Linked DNA regions of Homo sapiens: region 2 is linked to region 1. The links are chromatin contacts, found by Hi-C or POLR2A ChIA-PET in ENCODE. All regions are on one chromosome and are shown on one strand. Each heading gives the region's core, a stretch centred on a gene start or an enhancer-like site at or near the end of the contact. The rest is flanking DNA. Distances are from core to core; before and after follow the strand shown. Region 1 holds the start of LEFTY2 (left-right determination factor 2). Region 2 has its middle 21 kb from the start of SDE2.

Evidence for each region. A loop is a pair of places that touch in the nucleus more often than their neighbours do. ChIA-PET counts read pairs that join two places held with the same protein, here RNA polymerase II (POLR2A). Pooled maps may share reads with other maps.
Region 2: a map with no recorded cell type shows a loop between it and region 1 (4-fold over the local background). The contact joins the enhancer-like site here to the promoter of LEFTY2 in region 1. A Hi-C loop is called at or near these places in 1 of 168 maps with a recorded cell type or tissue (breast epithelium), 2 of 37 single-sample maps with no recorded cell type and 3 of 50 pooled maps. POLR2A ChIA-PET finds 5 or more read pairs at or near these places in 13 of 52 experiments (A673, AG04450, GM10248 and 9 more).

The regions. Positions count from the first base shown.
Region 1 is chr1:225,939,970-225,943,181 of GRCh38, reverse strand. LEFTY2 (left-right determination factor 2) reads left to right here and starts at 1,962. Exons shown (of 4, transcript NM_003240.5): 1 at 1,962-2,291; 2 at 3,180-3,212. The coding sequence starts at 2,042. RefSeq lists a silencer at 384-443.
Region 2 is chr1:225,976,785-225,979,996 of GRCh38, reverse strand. No RefSeq gene overlaps it. Among named protein-coding and RNA genes, the nearest start is that of SDE2, 21 kb to the left of the region's middle. Within about 2 kb of position 1,761, at least 3 of the 41 ENCODE cell types and tissues checked have a DNase peak (open chromatin) inside an H3K27ac peak, as active enhancers do; they include OCI-LY7, where a contact is called at or near this core.

The DNA of each region.
Region 1 (3,212 bases), core at 713-3,212:
GGGGCCAGAGTGCCCCCATTTAGAAGGTGAAGGGGGATGACATGGAGAGACCTGTCAGTGACACAGCATTCCCACAAAGGGGCCAGAGTGCCCCCATTTAGAAGGTGAAGGGGGATGCCCCTTGCCCGGCAGCCCCCTTGGCCCAGGGTCCTTGTCCTCCTCCACCATCCTTACTCATGCGACAGAACATGGGCAAGTGAGGCTGTGGAGTTTTGGGAAGAGCTTCCCCCTGCACATCCTCAAATCCCCTATGCCAGTGCCAGAAGGAGATGCCTACAGAGACAGAGGCTCCATTTAGCTCCCAAGCCCTTCATTGAGGTTGGCGAGCAGGTCACTTCCCCAGGCAGTGGTCTGACCTTGCATCTGCAAGATGCACCTGAAACTGACACCTGCCTCCTAAGGGCTGTGTGAATACACATTCAGAGCTTAGAACAATGACTGGCACATGCACTCAGGAAATGTGTGCTATTATTGTTGTTGAGAGTTTTATAAAAAGCCACGACCTGGCCCGGCACGGTGGCTCATGCCTGTAATCCCAGCACTCTGGGAGGCCAAGGCAGGCGGATCACCAGGTCAGGGGATCGAGACCATTCTGGCTGACACGGTGAAACCCCATCTCTACTAAAAATACAAAAAATTAGCCGGGCGTGGCATGCGCCTGTAGTCCCAGCTACTCGGGAGGCCGAGGCAGGAGAATTGCTTGAACCCAGGAGGCAGAGGTTGCAGTGAGCCTAGATCGCGCCACTGCACTCTAGCCTGGGTGACAGAGTGAGGCTACGTCAAAAAAAAAAAAAAAATGCAAAAAGCCACGACCCTGTGAATGCAGATTTCAGGCAGATAATAATGATAGCAAACCCTTACAGAGTGTTTACCTGTCACTAGACACTGGGTGAAACATCCTGCATGTATTAATGCATTTAATCTTCACACTAACCCTATGAAGAAGACCTTATGATCATCACCCTCTTTCTGTAGATGAGGAAACTGAGGCACTGAGAAGTTAACTCACTTGCTAGCAGGTCAAACAGTTAGCAGATGGCAGTTCTCATATTTGAACGTGGCCAGTCTAAAATGTGTGTTTGAAGAGACACAGGGGGGCTCCCACCTCAATCTGCCCCCAGTACCTGTGGCTTTGGACAGGCCATGCCTTTGGGCAGCTCTGGCCTCTGCTTTCTAAGTCCCTGTCCCTTGTCTGTGTCTGGAAATGACCTGGGCTCCAGCTGAGTGCTGGTGGCATGAACCGGCCAGCCAGCTCACTGGGGAGAGCACACCCCAGAATAATTCTGCTGTCTGAAGGGAGGACTCCTGTGCTGTGGTCACGTGACTGCAAAGGCACTTGCTGAAATTGCTGTTCCTGGGACTCCTAAAGACAGTAGAGCTGCCAGATTTGTGTCCTGACCGTGTCTAGACAGAGGATGTCATGGGGGGAGGGCAAGGACGGTGCGACAACCCTGAGGGACCCCTGGTGTGGGGAGAGGCAGGGGGTGTGCAAGGAGTGTAGGTTGGAGGGAGATGACCAAGGGGCTTCTGTGAATGTGGCCAGAACCAGCAGGAAGGCAGAATCCTTCCCGCCCTTCCTTTATGATTTGCAGACCTGGACCCAGCCCAGCCTCCAGAAGAGACTTAAAGAGATTTAAGCAGCTGGCTAGCAGGACTTTGTTTTTCACAGAATAGACTCACTTTTTCATAGAACAGGGCTGGGGTAAGGCCAGGAAAATTCAACAGGCACTAAAAATATTGTCAAGCTGCTGACAGCACAGCCAGAGGCCCCAGGCCTGGGTGGCATCCAGACAGCCCTGTCCTTTCTAGACAGCCCCCTCCTCCAGGCTCAGGGACCTGTCTGGCTGTGAGCTCCCAGGAGGTCCCAGGGGTGTGACCTCCCTCCCTCCCTCCCTCCCTCTTCCCTTCACCCCAGGCCAGCCCAGGGCCAGCTATAAAGCTGGCCCAGCCTGGCTCTCAGCACACCCAGCTGCCTGAGACCCTCCTTCAACCTCCCTAGAGGACAGCCCCACTCTGCCTCCTGCTCCCCCAGGGCAGCACCATGTGGCCCCTGTGGCTCTGCTGGGCACTCTGGGTGCTGCCCCTGGCTGGCCCCGGGGCGGCCCTGACCGAGGAGCAGCTCCTGGGCAGCCTGCTGCGGCAGCTGCAGCTCAGCGAGGTGCCCGTACTGGACAGGGCCGACATGGAGAAGCTGGTCATCCCCGCCCACGTGAGGGCCCAGTATGTAGTCCTGCTGCGGCGCAGCCACGGGGACCGCTCCCGCGGAAAGAGGTTCAGCCAGAGCTTCCGAGGTGAGACCCTCCCTCCCTGCTGGCCCCGGTCCCATGGTCGGGGGCAGGCCGGTTGTGCCCACTCTGGAGGTGTCGAAGGGCCCCTGGCCTTTTGGGACTCTGTGGGAGGCTGTGTGAGGGCCACGGTCCAAGGAGCAGTGAGGAGGAGCCGGGCCTGGGTCCAGGGTCTCCAGCTGTGCACTGAGGCCCCCCTCCAGCCCAGGGGAGGTGCACCAGGCTAGACCTGCTGGAAAAACCAAGACTTCAGAGAAGGGGAGGGTAGAGGAGAGAAAGTAGAGCTGGGGGAGCAGGTGAGTGTGTGCCTCAAGGCACTTGGTGCAGCTGGACTCCCAGGGTATGTTTTCACACTGCCACTCTGGTCTGAGCCTGACCTTGAGTAAATGGCTTTAAAATCCTCTCTCCACCATGTGCTCATCTGGAACAGGGGTATGACTATGTCTTCGCCATCTCCCAGCACTGTGAACGTCAAAGTGAGTCCTTGTGGATAGAAGCGTGTTTGGATAACTGAAAAATACCTAAGTAGACTACCTGGGTTATACCTGGCTGTCAGGGGTGCAACTGGGCCTGAATCCTCCTGCAGCCTCTCGCCTCCCTAGCTCCTCAGTGCCCAGAGCTAGAGCCAGTGCCAGGCACCTGGGTGAGGATTCTGCTCCCAGCATCTCAGCTGAGGCAAACTTGCTAGCCAGGGTCCCACAGGCCCCCCTGCCTGCTGGATGGAAATTGTTACTAAACAAGGCCCAGATCCAAGGAAGATTTGTAAACTGGGTTTGCCCCAGAGATAGAACAGGGCCGGTGTCTCCTGGCCTGGCTGCCAGCTCAGTGGCCCTGCCATCCTCAGAGCTCCGCTGGAGTCCGGGGAGGCCCTGCTGACCCTGCTCTTGTCCCCAGAGGTGGCCGGCAGGTTCCTGGCGTCGGAGGCCA
Region 2 (3,212 bases), core at 512-3,011, 37 kb before region 1:
TGCTCTATAAAGTAAGCCTACACTCAAACCATTCATAGGTCATTGATTCAGGATGGCCCCCACATAATACTGCTGAGCTGAAGGAAAGAATGTGCATGGTCATACTTCGGTTTTCCCTGGAATACAGGCCATGTGGTGTGGTGGGCCTTAGGGCAAGGGTTTTAGGGTTACTGATCTGGGTCTAAAATCCTGATTTTCCTCCTTTCTAATAGTGTTTCCTCAGACAAGCTCCATAGCCTTTCTGAGCATCAGTTTTCTGCTCCTGCTATTAAATGGGGTCATATCTACTTTTAGGGATGTTAGGGTTAAATAAAGTAGTATGTAAGGTTCCTAGCACAGTGCTTAGCAAATTTGTAGTTGCTCAGTAAATGGAAGCTATTGGAATACTCTACAGCACCATTGTCCAATAGAAATGTAACATGAGCCAGATAATGTAATTTTACATTTTCTTTCAGTCATTAAAAAGTACAAAGAATTAGCCAGGTGTGGTTGTGCGTGCCTATAGTTCCAGCTACTTGGGAGGCTGAGGTGGGAGGATTGCTTGAGTCCAGGAGTTGGAGGCTGCAGTGAAATTTTTTTTTTTTTTTTTTTGAGATGGAATCTCACTCTGCTGCCCAGGCTGGAGTGCAGTGGCATGATCTTGGCTCACTGCAACCTCCGCCTCTCGAGTTCAAGTGATTCTCCTGCCTCAGCCTCCTGAGTAACTGGACTTACAGGCACGTGCCACAACGCCCAGCTAATTTTTGTATTTTTTTTGTAGAGATAGAGTTTCACCATGTTGGCCAGGCTGGTATTGAACTCCTGACCTCAGGTGATCTGCATGCCTCAGCCTCCCAGAGTGCTGGGATTATAGGCATGAGCCACCACGCCCGGCCAATGATACAGTGAACTTTGAAGGCGTCACTGCAACTCCAGCCTGGGCGACAGAGTGAGACCTCATCTCAAAAAAAAAAAAAAAAAAAAAAAAAAAAAATTACAAAGAAGCAGGTGAAATTAATTTTAGCAATATATTTTATTTAACCCAAAAATATTCAAAATATTTCAATAATAGAAAATTATTGAGATAGTTTACATTTTTGTGCTAAGTCTGAAATCTGGTGTGTATTTTATACTTACAGCACTTTTCAATTCACAGTGGCTACATTCCAGGTGCTTAATAGCCCCGTGTGACTTTGAGCTCCTGTATTAGGCAGTGCCCCTCTAGAACACATCTTAAGGCAAGGCAGTGAGCACAGCAGAACTGTCCACCTTAATCCAAACACACGTGTACAGAGCTGAATCAAAGCCACATGAGGCTGGGAGGACTTGGGGCTTTTAGCACGCTCTGCCCTTCCCTCAGCCACCCTTGTGATAAGTGGAATATATGTAAAATAAAAGCGTTATGACCAGTCAGATGTCTTTCCTGTGGGGACTCCTTACATGCCAGGCTGGCAGAGGTGCAGAAACAAGTGCGAGAGCTGTGGTCTGTGAGTCCTAACCTTGGCCTTGCTGGTGTGGGGCTGGGTGACCTCATCTGGCAAACTGCGGTATCTGTTTAATTTTATGAATTGAGCTGTGAGGCATAGCTGAAATTTGCATGGGGGTGACAAACATACTTTAAAGCATCTTGCAAAAAAGTAGTAAGAATTAGGAGTTGTAGACAAATGCTCAATGAAAACAGGAGTGTGATACTGGGTATTGCACCATACCGTAGTGCTGGATCCCTCAGTTTACTAAGTAGATCTTTTGGTCCAATTACGGGGTAGTGTAGGAATGGCGATTAGCCTGGTATGTCCCATCTCTCCTTGTTGAAGTTCTGCTTTTTTTTTTTTTGAGATGAGGTCTCGCTATGTAACTCATGCTGGAGTGTAGTGGCACAATCACAGTTCACTGCAGCCTCCACCGCTCGGGCTGGGACCACAGGCATGTGCCACCTTGCCCGGCTAATCTTTTAAAAATTACTTGCAGAGACAAGGTCTCACTGTGTTGCCAGGCTGGTACTTAACTTCGAAGACGGCTCACAGGCTGCCTCTTCCAACTGCGAGCCTCAGTGAGGAAACAGTGGGCTTGTTGTGGAGTTTATTCTGCAGCCCTCCAGCCTGCAAACATTAATTGTGCATGTCTGATTAGTAAAACATTTGGGGGTGCACCCCACATGATGTCACTCATCTGTCAGAGCCCTCCATCGGCCTTGGAGTACAAGCCCACGCACTTGCAGTGGCCAGCAATCCCCTCTCAGGCTGCACGCCTCTCCCCTCTCTGACCTCATCTACTCCTCCTCACTCCACCACAGCCCCCGGGGCCTCCTTGCTGTTTCCTGAACCAACCAAACACACTGTGCTCCCCTGGCGTGGCACAGACTGTCCCTCCTTCCAGAACAGTCTTTTTCCAGACGTCCCCAGGGAAGACTCTCTCACCTTTCACTCGGTTTAAAATGGCAACCCCCACCCCCATCACTTTCTTTCCTGACTGGTTGGTTGTTTTGTTTTTTTGAGACAGCCTCGCTGTGTCGCCCAGGCTGGAGTGCAGTGGTGCCGTCTCAGCTCACTGCAATCTGTGCCTCCGGAGTTCAAGCAATTCTGCCTCAGCCTCCCAAGTAATTGAGACTACAGGTGTGCGCTACCACGCCCAGCTATTGATTGATTGATTGTATTTTTAGTAGAGACGGGGTTTTGCTGTGTTGGCCAGGCTGGTCTCAAACTCCTGACCTCAGGTGATCTGCCCATCTCGGCCTCCCACCGCGCCTGGCCGACAGTTTTATTTTTTTGAGATGGAGCCTTGCTCTGTCGCCCAGGCTGGAGTGCAGTGGCGCGATCTCGGCTCACTGCAAGCTCCGCCTCCTGGCTTCAAGCAATTCTCCTGCCTGAGCCTCCTGAGTAGCTAAGACTACAGGTGCGTGCCACCACGCCTGGCTAATTTTTGTATTTTTAGTAGAGACATGGTTTCACTGTGTTGGTCAGGCTGGTCTTGAACTCCTGACCTCGTGATCCGCCCGCCTCGGCGTCCCAAAGTCCTGGGATTACAAGCGTGAGCCACCGTGCCAGGTCCTGACAGGTTTTGTTTTGTTTTGTTTTGTTTTAATAGTACTTATTACCCCTTATCATATTTTTTTTTTTTAGTTAAATGTCCCTCTCCCCTCAGAAAATAAGCTCTGCCAGGGCAGAGAGTTGATCTGTTTTATTAGTGCCGGATACCTAAAATGTGCTCCATGAATATCTATTGAATGAATCCAG